3 separate regions of the Homo sapiens genome follow, and regions 1 and 3 are each linked to region 2. Evidence: chromatin contacts called from ENCODE Hi-C data. All regions are on one chromosome and are shown on one strand. Each heading gives the region's core, a stretch centred on a gene start or an enhancer-like site at or near the end of the contact. The rest is flanking DNA. Distances are from core to core; before and after follow the strand shown. Region 1 holds the start of GTF3C4 (general transcription factor IIIC subunit 4). Region 2 holds the start of BRD3 (bromodomain containing 3). Region 3 holds the start of MRPS2 (mitochondrial ribosomal protein S2).

Region 1 (3,461 bases), core at 251-2,750, 1.4 Mb after region 2:
ATTTTCAATGGTTTTCCAAAATAAGAGTTTACGAACACATAAACATGTTCTCTATGTGCGGATACACATCTTTACAGTGCTTATCACTACCTGACAGGACCTTATCATTTGTGCTTGACTTGCCAAAGAATGTAAGCTTCATGAGGGCAGGGGTTCTGTTTTGTACACTGCTTTATTTCCAGAACATGGGGCAGCACCAAGCAGAATGGTATTCAAATATCTATTGAATGTATGAATATACACTGACAGTTCACATGTAAGCGTACACCTCTATCAAGGATATATGGAAAGTTTTTACACCTCTAAGCAACTAAAAGGAACGCTATGGCTTACTACTTGACCTTGCGCTTGAAGTTTAAGATAGGTAGTTGTTTCGAATCTTTATTTTCATTCAACATCCCAAAGATGTTTAGCTAGTAAAGAAAAACTAAAGTACAAACCCCGAGATCCAGTATTTACCCGTTTGCCCAAGGAGAGGCGAGGACCATTCATAATAAAGTCACTGAAACAATTAAGACAATGGATGGGACCAGTTTTTCTTTTCTGAAGCTAAAGAGGCGCGAGAGGAGGACACACACAGTAGACAAAGCCAGCCAAGAACCTCGGAAAGTCGGCCCCAAACAATAGCAGCAACGACAGAGGCAGGCCCCGGGTTGGATCTACAGGGGGTGGAGTCTCAGAAAGCACCATCGAGTAACCCGCTCCATGTGCGGGCCCGACGGAGGGGCGAAGGAGGGGTTCCTGGGACTCAACTCCGGGAAGCCCCCTGGGTGTGTACCTGTGTTTGCGGCGGCGGGTGACCTGGGGAAACAGGGTGCAGACAGCTGCAGAGCTTTTCTTTTTTTTTTTTTAAGCTGTGGTAACCCTGGCTGCTTAATAAATCCCCAGCGCTCGGTGCGAAGAGGGAAATCCCCGGACAGAGTGTGGGATCGGATTCCCCTGGGACGGATGATGCGGCCGCGAGAGGGGGACAGGGGAAGACCCCAGGGATGGCGGGGGATGACTTACTTTGAGGAGACAGCTGTTGAGCGGTGCGGGCACCGAGGTGCGGTGGATAACCAGGTCCTGGCCCGGGTTGTGCACGTCGCAGATGAGCTCCAGCACAGCGATGCTGCGGGCCGTGGACACAGACACGCGGTGGTCCTCGGACCAAGCCAGCGGTTCCAGGCCGCTCACCGCATACTGCAGCTTCACGGCCGGCTCCCGCCGAGTCACCATGAGGCGGAATGCAGCGCTGGGCCCCGGGGCCGCGTCCGCTGCTGGCTCCTTCCCGCCCGCCTCGCCGCCCCCCTCTCCCTCCTCCTCCCCAGACGGCGCAGGCCCGTCGTCCGCGGGCCCCACCCGGGCCTGGTCGGCCGTGTTCATCTTCTCTCAGGTGCAGAGGTCGGACGCCCTGGCGCTCCACGCAGTCGCGCGACCACCTCCCGGACCGCCGCCGCCACCCCCAGCGCCCTCCGCGGCGGTTTTCTCCCCTCAGGCCCCGAGCGCCGCCGAGCCAAGAAGGACCCCGCCGTTGCCAGGCAACGCGGCCCTACCAGGTGGCCAAGGAACTGCCTGTCCAGAAAAAGGACAGCGAGCGGGGAGCCCCGAGGACCCCCTTTTCCCTGCCCAGGGATTGAGCTCCAGAGCCTGTTAGGGAGCTACCCAGACAGGCTTTAGTTCCTAAAGTGCTGAGGAAACGCACGGGGCGGTAAAGGGGAGGCTCGTCGGTGAGATGGCGCCGGATCTCGCTTCTCAGAGGCATTCAGAGAGCTTCCCCAGCGTGAACTCTCGGCCGAATGTAATTTTGCCAGGCCGCGAGGGACGCAGAGAGGGGCTGCCACCAGGCGGGGGCACGCGCGGTAGTCTTGTCCCTACCCGCCCGGTGCCGCCGTCCCCGGCTCCCCTCGGGACGAGTCCGTACAGCTGGAGCCGTTCCGGACCCGGAAGGGGCGGTGGCGCAGGGTCCTCGCGCGTCCCACGTGGGGTCCCGGGCCCAGCAGTCTGCGCACCGGGCTCGCTGCTGCACCACGCGTCACCCACGCAGACCATGGCAGCCGCCGACGGTTCGCTCTTCGACAACCCCAGGACGTTCTCCAGACGTCCCCCAGCCCAGGCGAGTCGGGTGAGTTCTGACCCGGCTTCAGCTCCGTCCCCACCCGCGGCCCGGCTGTGGGCGCGCCGCGAGCTGCAGCCGTGCCTTGGAGTCGGGTTTCGAGTCATTCACGGAGTTAAGCGGGAGAAAGACACCGGGCAGCTTCGGGACAAGTTGCGCCGAAACACGTGTCTCTAACCGGAACACCACCCGCAGGGATGCGCCTGGAAGCGGGGAGTGGAGCGGTGTGGAGGGGCGGGGAGCTGGCTCCTGCGCCTAGAAAAGTAAAGGAAGGAATTAGAGGCTGTTTCCCGTGGAAGGTAGGACCTGAAGTTCCGGCGCAAGTCCCAGGCCAAAGCTTAACTTCTCTAAGCCAGTTTCCTCGACTGAGTGCGGACTAAGCTCTGATTTTTTTTTTTATCTTGCCCACATTCCTGTCTGGGAAGAGTCATGCCCTACAAACCATAAATTCTCATCAGATGGCTTTCATTTAACCCTATATATCGTGACTTACTTTCCAAACTGGCTCTGGCCTAACATTATGTGACAAAGAAGAAAGTTAAAATATTACCCCTAAACATGTTTCTTTGCCACATTTTGAAATGGCTTTGCAAAGCTGTTCTTTGGGGGGGGCGGGCGGGGTGGACATTTGCATCTGCAAAGAATCTCTATTAACATAGCTAGATCTTTTTCTTCCAGGCCCTCCCAATCCTAAAGAGATTAAGAGTCTACCACCTTTCAAAGATCTGAATAGGAAACACTTGTCTGTTGTCTCTAAGGGCAGCCACTAAAGACTTGAAAAGAACCTTGGTCTCCACAATCTTTTATCTTAACCTGAGCATTTTCTTTGTATCCATCCCAGGTGTTTAGACAAACTCAACCGTCAACTAGAAAATGTTTAAATTTACCTATAGCCTGGAAGCCCCCGCTTTGAGTTGTCCCACCTTTCTGGACAAAACCAGTGTATTTCTGAAATGTATTTGATGTCTCATGCCTCTCTAGAATGTATAAAACCAAGCCGCGGCCGGGCGCGGTGGCTCACGCCTGTAATCCCAGCACTTTGGGAGGCCGAGGCAGGCGGATCACGAGGTCAGGAGATCGAGACCATCCTGGCTAACAAGATGAAACCCCCGTCTCTACTAAAAATACAAAAAATTAGCTGGGCGTGGTGGTGGGCGCCTGTAGTCCCAGCTACTCGGGAGGCTGAGGCAGGAGAATGGCGTGAACCCAGGAGGCGGAGCTTGCAGTGAGCCGAGATCATGCCATTGCACTCCAGCCTGGGCAACAGAACGAGACTCCGTCTCAAAAAAAAAAAAAAAAGCTGCACCCCGACCACCTTGGGCACATGTTCTCAGGACCTCTCGAGGGCTGGATCATGGGCCATGGT
Region 2 (3,704 bases), core at 885-3,384:
ATGTACCTGGGTTCCTTGAGGTCAAGACCAGGCGGAAAGGCTTTTTGTTCTAGCCTTGGGAGGAGTGCAGTGGGGTCTGTGTAAGTGGTGAGGTGGCCATCCTGGTGGTCAGAGTGCTCAAGATACCCAAGGAGATGAGATGCAGACAGCAGGAATGGGTTGCAGCCTCCAAGGTGGCTAACACAGAAGCCTGTAGGTTGAGGAACTGCACCGGGGGTTTGGGGACACAACCAGGATGGTAGTTCTAAGGGAACTGCCTGCAGATCCTCACCTCTCATATTCCCCCTCCCCGACCTTCCTGCGCCTGAGGACTGCACTTTGTCCATTTTGCCAACTAGAAAGGCAAGGCTGGAACCTCGTCCTAGAGCCTTGCCCTGGAGTGTGAGAAGGTCCTGGGCTCCCAGCAGAAACAGAGGGACAGGATTGGGAAAGGTGTTGGCTTCCCCTGCAAACTCTTCCTAAGACCCCGGGGCTTTGGGTCTCAGCCGTCCTGCAAATTGGCTCTGTGACCTTGGGCAGGACCCTTTGCCTCACTGAGCCTGTTTCCTTACCTGTCAGCCTGGAACAGAACACCTGCCTTCTGGGTGAGCATGGGGATGAATTGTCTCTGTGCTGGCACTCACTTTGTGAATATTGCATAGATGTGTGCATTTCAGGCAGTGGAGCTGCTGCTCAACTTGGAACACACCTGGGGACCCCAGGGGCTTGGGGTGGGTGCAGCCCACACAAGGAAACTCGACCTTGCAGTTGGCAGGTTCAGCAGGCACCAAGGAACCTCGTTTTGTTTTTGACGTTTTTATTGGGGTCTAATGTACACAACGTGTAACCACCTTAAGTTACAGCTGGATTAAAATTGATTTATGTGGCCGGGTGCGTTGGCTCACGCTTGTAATCCCAGCACTTTGGGAGTCCGCGGTGGGCGGATCATCTCACGTCAGGAGTTTGAGAACAGCCCAGTCAACACGGTGAAACCCCATCTCTACTAAAAAATACAAAAATTAGCCGGGCGTGGTGGCGGGTGCCTGTAATCTCAGCTACTCGGGAGGCTGAGCCAGGAGAATGGCTTGAACCCGGGAGGCGGACGTTGCAGTGAGCCGAGATCGAGCCACTCACTACACTACAGCACTCCAGCCTGGGTGACAAGAGCGAAACTAACGTCTCAAAAAAAAAAAAAAAAAACAAAAACCAAAAAAACAACAAAACCCCCCCCCCCACAACTTGATTTATGTGTAAACCCGAGTCGTCATCACCCAAAACAAGATGCAAAACGTGTCCACGGGCTGAACCTTTCAAGATACAGAAAAAGGGCCAGGGGTGGCCCTCTCCCGGAATCTCAGGCTGGGAACCTGGTATCTAGTTCCCGCCCCTCACTGGGCAGATGGGGAAACCGGGGCTTGGGGCGAGAAGGTCCCCAGGCAGAGCTGGGAGCACCCCTAACTCTTCGCCAGCTCTGGGGACTTGGCGCCCTCTCCAGCAACAGCGAACTTGGGCGCCCGCGCCCCAGCAAGTCGGGTGGGGGAGATGGTGACACGGAGGGCGCGGCAGAGCGCGGCTCCTCCCCGGGCGGGGCCGACCTGCCCGCGCGCACCGACGCCCCGCCCCCCGCCCCGCGCGCGCGCTCCCGCCAGGCTAATTAGGCGCGCGGTTTGTTTACAAACACGGGCTCCCGGCAGGTGCGCGCCGCCCCGCCCGTGCGCGGCCGGGGTTCGAGGGTGGCTCCCGCGGGCCTCGGGGTGCCCGGACGGGGGCTGCGGTGCTGGCTGCGTGCCCGCTTCTTCCATGCCGTCCTGGGGCACCGGAAAATCCGCCGCCAGGCGCTGTCCCCGACACGGGGTGAGGAGAGCCGTGCGGGCCCGGGCGGGGAACGGCCCACGGGGTCCCAGCGTTGTTGCCCTGCCGGGCGGGCGCCGAGCCCCGCCCCCGCGCGCCCCCCGGGCCAGGCCCGCTCTCGGCCGGGTCGGCGGGGCGGGCGGGGGCCCCCGGGGCGGGGCGCGGCGCCGGCGGGGCCGGGACATGTAGTCCGCGCGCCCGCGGCCTCCCCTGGGCGGCCCCGGCGCGGGCCCGGCCGCGGACTACGACTCCCGCCAGGCGCCGCGGCGCAGCGCATGAGCCCTGCTCGGCTCCGGCGCGTCTATTATGCTGCCGGGGCCGGCGAGCCAAAGAGGAGCCGGCCGCGCGGGCCGGGAGGGGACGGCCGCCGGAGCCGCGAGGCCAAGTACGCCTTTCTCTTGCTTCCTTGCGCGCGCGGGGCGGCGGGCGGCGCGGGCGGCGGCGGGCCGGGCTGGGCCGGGGAGCGCGGCCCCGAGCGCCCCGCGCAGTCCGCCGGCGCGTCCGGGTGAACCGGGCGCCCGGGGCCGCCGCCGCCGCCGCCGCCTTTGTGCGCGGCCACGATGCAACAAAGCGCGGCGGCCGCCCGGGGTCGCGGCGGCGGTGGCGGCGGCGGTGGCGCGGGCTCCGCTCCCCTCCTCCCGCTCCCGCTTGGCCGCCTCCGTCCCGGACTCGGGGCGTCGCTGCGGCCGGGGCGCGCAGCCCGGAGTTGGCGCGGCCCGCGCGCCCCGCGCCAGCCCGGCCTCCGCGCGCCCTCCCTCACGGAAGGGATTTTTTTCCCCCTTTCCTCCGCCCGCCATCTTTCGAAGGGGGAACCCAGGGAGGACGCGGAGGGGGAAGGTGCGCGCGGCGGCCCCGGCCTGCGGCCGTGCGCTCCGCGGGGCCACTTTCCCCGCGCCTGTTCCGCCGGCCTCGCTCCCGAGCCGTTGCTGGGGCCCGCGCCTGGGGACCGTCGCCGCGCGCCGCGGCCGGGGCGGGGGGCAAGGCCGGGCTCGGCCCTGGGCTCTGCGCGGCCTCCTCCCAGAGTTACGGGCCCAGAGCTGACTTTGAGCCCCCCTGAGTTGCCGGATTATTGCACCCAAACCAGGGGGAGACCCAGTTCCCGTTTTGAAATCAGCCTGAAAATCGCTTAATCCGGGCGAGGGCGAGTTGGAGCGGGAGGGACGGGGGTGCTTCCCCTCCTTCCCACTTTTGGGGGGCGCCGGAGTGACAACGTGATACAAGCCCATCCGGGGAGAAATGCGCACCCCGAACCGTGTACACCCACATGGCCCTGGTGGGCTCTCTGTGAATAAAGCTGGGGCGTGCGGGAAGTCTTATTCCACCGGTTGCTCGTTCGGGGGCAGGGCCGGGATGGGGGCTTCGCGCGGCCTCCTTTCCCTGGAGGGCGAGAACTCGGCCCGCCGAGACCCACCGGGGGCAGGGACCCGGCGTCCATCGTGTGGGTTCCTCCGTTCGACCCAATCCTTGAGTGGTTGCGATCTTTAATTTTGGTTGAAAGCTTTCTGCTCAGAAATAGATACTGGGATTTCTCCCCCTTACATTAAACTTGGTCATTGTCTGCAAAAGTTAACCAGGAGGGGAGACTGTAGTGCATTGGTGGGCAGAGTAATTGGGCTGGAACTGCAAGAGGCAGCTTCGTGTGTCCCGTCCTCCCCCGCCCTACCCTGTGAGAAGGAACAGAAGAGGAAAAGAGTTTTCTTTTTACCCTGCTCTTTTGTAGGCTTTTCCCCTTACTCTTTTCTTTAAAATGGAGGGTTTTTTTTTTTTCCTGGGTCCATGTAGTATGCCTGGGGAGATCCTGGAATCTATGCAAAGTTGTATGGCATTTTTCTGGGGAAAGTAGTTTGTTACTGGCTTCCAACGGGGTCTAAGGA
Region 3 (3,272 bases), core at 736-3,235, 1.4 Mb before region 2:
TCTCCACTGGGGCAGCAAAGGGTTCATACCTGGTAGGAACCAAGCTTGTGATGTCCCCCAGGTCTCCCCTGGTTTTCACCATCTCAGTAACCAGTACCAGGCTCCACCCGAAGAGCAGGTGTTTGATCCCTTCGGCCCCAGCCACCTCCCACCCCAGCCCAAGGCCCACTGGCTCTGCCCTGCTGCCTCATGTCCACCTGCTGCTCCAGCTCTTCCGCTACTGCGATTTAAGCCCCGCCACCTTCACCCTGAACGCCCACACCAACCTCCTCCCTGGCCTCCCACCTGCCCCTCCCATCCCCTCCCCCCACAGCAGTCAAAATGACCATGTGAGAATACAGGACCAGTCATTCCTCCTCCCCGCAGCCCAGAAGGCCCAGCCCGATCCGGGGGGACCAACCTTACAGGTTCTGCCCTCAGCCTTTCCATTTCTGAACCCGTGGAGTCCTGCAACCCCCAGCAGGCCTGCCCTATCAAGGGCTGTGAGCGCCACACCAAGGCACACAAGAGCGTCCGCCAAGCTGAGGAATAAACTCCTGCTTCTCTGTGGGGCTCTGTATTCCCATGTGGAGGAGGATGGGGCTGTAATCACCTAAAACTGACATAGGCCAGTTCAAAAGTGGCCCTAGAACCAGAGCAGGTCCCAGGTTCCTCCTGGGAACCGCCCCGGGCTCAGATGGGGGTGTCACCTACCTGTGCCGACAGCCAGCTTTGTGTCCCAGATGGACTCGGGCATCGAAGAGGCTTCTCACGGAAAACAGTTCCTTGACATTGAAGAAGTCAGAGTGCTTGAGGGGCTCATTCAAAATCTTGTCGTTGAAATCTACGGCAGGGAGGAGGAGCGACGCTGCGTCTCCCACCGGTGGCAGCAGAGACAGGCAGAGCGCAGTTCCCGCCCACCCCTGCTCCCAAGTGCCTTCTGTGACACCGAGGTGGGGAGCCGGGAGCCCAGCAGCCCCAGGAAAGACCTGGAAGCACAGGGACCTTTTCAGGAAACAGAGGGCTGGAGCCAGGTTCTGATCCCGACCTTGCTCCTGGGTAAGCCTGGTCGAACCTGGTCAACCCCGTCCCTTGGTCTTACTTGGAAGACAGAGGAGAAAAAGAGAGGGGCCCAGCGGGTTGCTCAGGTCTTTCTGGCACCTCCCCGCCTTGTGGTCTCAGGTGGCCAGCCAGAAAGTCCCCATCAGGAGTCCAGCAAGGTGGGCAGACTCCAAGCCCAGTGCCCCCAGGTCACTTGGGCCCGCCTGGGCGAGCTCGGGGCTCCGGGCCTCGGTGGTCCAGTGACACCCCCCTAGGGAGCGAAGCCTGTGCTAACCACTGGCCCGCCCGCTCCCTCTCACCCTATCCATGGTGAGGCGGTGGCCTCAGCCCGCTGTGCTACGTCAGGCAGGACCGAGCGGCGGCGAGCACGGGAGTGGGAGGAGCCCAGCGGAGCGCGCAGTTTCGACCGCGTGCAGCGCCCAGGCCCCTCTAGGGTTCGCATCCCCCGCGGCTGCCGGCCTCTCCTCGTTCCCACCCAACTCGGCTGGGCGCCCAGTGTTACCGGTGCTGTCCTCCGACTCGCGGATCATAAGGGCCGTCGCGCTTCCAAGCGTCCTGCGGCTCGGCCGAGCAGGCCGGGGGGTCGCCTTCCCGAGAAAGCCCAACCAGCGCGACGGGGCCCGGGCACCTGGGGGGAAGTAGATAGAGGTCCTGGCGCCGAGTCCCGAATGCACCACGCCCGCTCCCCACCGCATCCCCAACGGGCCCCTCCGCGTCCCTAACGGGTCCCCTCCGCGTCCCCGCGCCCTCCCCGAGTCCCCTCCGCGCTCGCCCCGGGTCCCCTCCACGTCCCCGCCGCTCCATCGGGTCCCCGCGCCCCTCCGCATCCTCCTCGCATGCTCCTCCCCAGGGTCCCGCAAGCGCGCGCTCACCCGCGCCGAGTATTCGGGGCAGCGCGGCCGAGGATGTCGCCATGGCTGGGACGCGGGGCAGAGCGAGGTCTCCCTCCAGGCCAGGCCGAGCGGCCTCCCCTTCCGTCGCCATCCGCGCGGGGCCGCAGTGCCGCCTACAGGCCCGGAGGAGCCACAGCGCTGTCCCCAGGCGGCTGGGACCTCCCTGCGGGGGCGGGGCACGCGAGGGGTCAGGGCCCGGGGTCCTGGGCTTGAGAGTCTCGGGCGGGGAGTGGAGCCACGGTCCTCGCCCTGCAGCTCGCCCCGCCCTGCTAATGGGACCGGCCAGCCCGGGAGGCCCCTGACCCTTGGGGAAGCCCGCTGGGCGATGGGGACCCTCGCCTCCCGCCAAGTGAGCTGTGAACCACGTCCTGCGCAACCTCTCGCTCTCCAAAACTGTTTGTAATATTTAAACGATATTTGGCTTAGGAGAATTTCATAAAGTTAGCCAGATCTCGGGTCTCAATTTAGACTCGGGGTGCTGGGGGGCATAGCATCCCTGGAGTACATTGGACAGCAAAAGTCCAATCGTTGCCTGCCGAGTGGACCTGCAGTGCTTAAACCCCGTCACCCGGCTGGCGGGGTCCCAGGCCCTGGGGTTTCTTTCGCCCGGGAGTCCACGCCCTGATGCTGGGGTGGCCCGGTCCCCCCGCGGGTGGCTGGGGGCCTGGGGCTGCCTCACACGACGGTCCCAGCAGGGAATCTCTCGCCGTCCCGACCTTCCCGGCCCTTGGGGAGTCGCCCGGCAGGTTCCGGACCCACCCGCAGAGGAACCCGGCCCACGCGCGGCGCCTTTAAGGCCCCTCCGCTCGCTCCCCAGTCACGTGACCTGGCCGTCGCTTGGCAACAGGACGCCGCCGAGTCCCGCTTCTCCTCCAGGCACAATGGCTGAGGAATGCCCCAGAGCGTGCGCGGAGCCTGTGGCGCCCAAGGCCACGGCCCCGCCGGAGAGGACCAGCGACTACTACCGCGTGAGCGCGGACCTGCCGGGCAGGTTCAACAACCCGGGGTGGTTCCGGGGCTACAGGTGAGGAAGCTGGGGCCCGCCTGGTCCTGGCGTCCACTGCTCGATAGCCCCGTGTGTGAGAGACCCCGCAAGACCCCCAAGGTCCTAGCTACAGAAATCAAGAAGATCGAGTGGTCATCCGGGGCCCGCGCTGTCATCGCCCGCCAGTGAGCGGCGACCGTGCTCCCTAGAGCCTCATACAAGGAAGTGGGGATAAGGGCAGTGGGGGGCAGGGCCGTGGGGGGAGAAAGCCCAGTTGTGGTCTCAGCTCCACTGATTTGTGTCGGGTGAGTCTCCTCTCCTCTCTACCCTGAAACTCCGCTGCGGGGCGTGAG

What was found. Hi-C counts contacts between places; a loop is a spot of excess contacts on that map. Pooled maps may share reads with other maps.
Region 1: a pooled map shows a loop between it and region 2 (8-fold over the local background). The contact joins the promoter of GTF3C4 here to the promoter of BRD3 in region 2. A Hi-C loop is called at or near these places in 4 of 50 pooled maps.
Region 3: a loop to region 2 is called in a map of aorta, with 13 times the contacts of the local background. The contact joins the promoter of MRPS2 here to the promoter of BRD3 in region 2. A Hi-C loop is called at or near these places in 1 of 168 maps with a recorded cell type or tissue (aorta) and 11 of 50 pooled maps.

Annotation. Positions count from the first base shown.
Region 1 is chr9:132,668,503-132,671,963 of GRCh38, reverse strand. GTF3C4 (general transcription factor IIIC subunit 4) reads right to left here and starts at 1,500. Exons shown (of 5, transcript NM_012204.4): 1 at 1,009-1,500. The coding sequence starts at 1,365. It overlaps DDX31 (DEAD-box helicase 31), which reads left to right and starts at 1,981. Exons shown (of 20, transcript NM_022779.9): 1 at 1,981-2,104. The coding sequence starts at 2,030. RefSeq lists silencers at 1,212-1,341, 1,762-1,911 and enhancers at 1,492-1,571, 1,257-2,124.
Region 2 is chr9:134,066,456-134,070,159 of GRCh38, reverse strand. It overlaps BRD3 (bromodomain containing 3), which reads left to right and starts at 2,134. Exons shown (of 12, transcript NM_007371.4): 1 at 2,134-2,215. RefSeq lists silencers at 1,529-2,258, 2,439-2,688.
Region 3 is chr9:135,499,395-135,502,666 of GRCh38, reverse strand. It overlaps MRPS2 (mitochondrial ribosomal protein S2), which reads right to left and starts at 1,985. Exons shown (of 4, transcript NM_016034.5): 1 at 1,914-1,985; 2 at 1,544-1,669; 3 at 694-823. The coding sequence starts at 1,956. PIERCE1 (piercer of microtubule wall 1) reads left to right here and starts at 2,798. Exons shown (of 3, transcript NM_001048265.2): 1 at 2,798-2,958. The coding sequence starts at 2,816. RefSeq lists an enhancer at 1,136-1,760 and silencers at 1,716-1,875, 2,086-2,255, 2,526-2,695.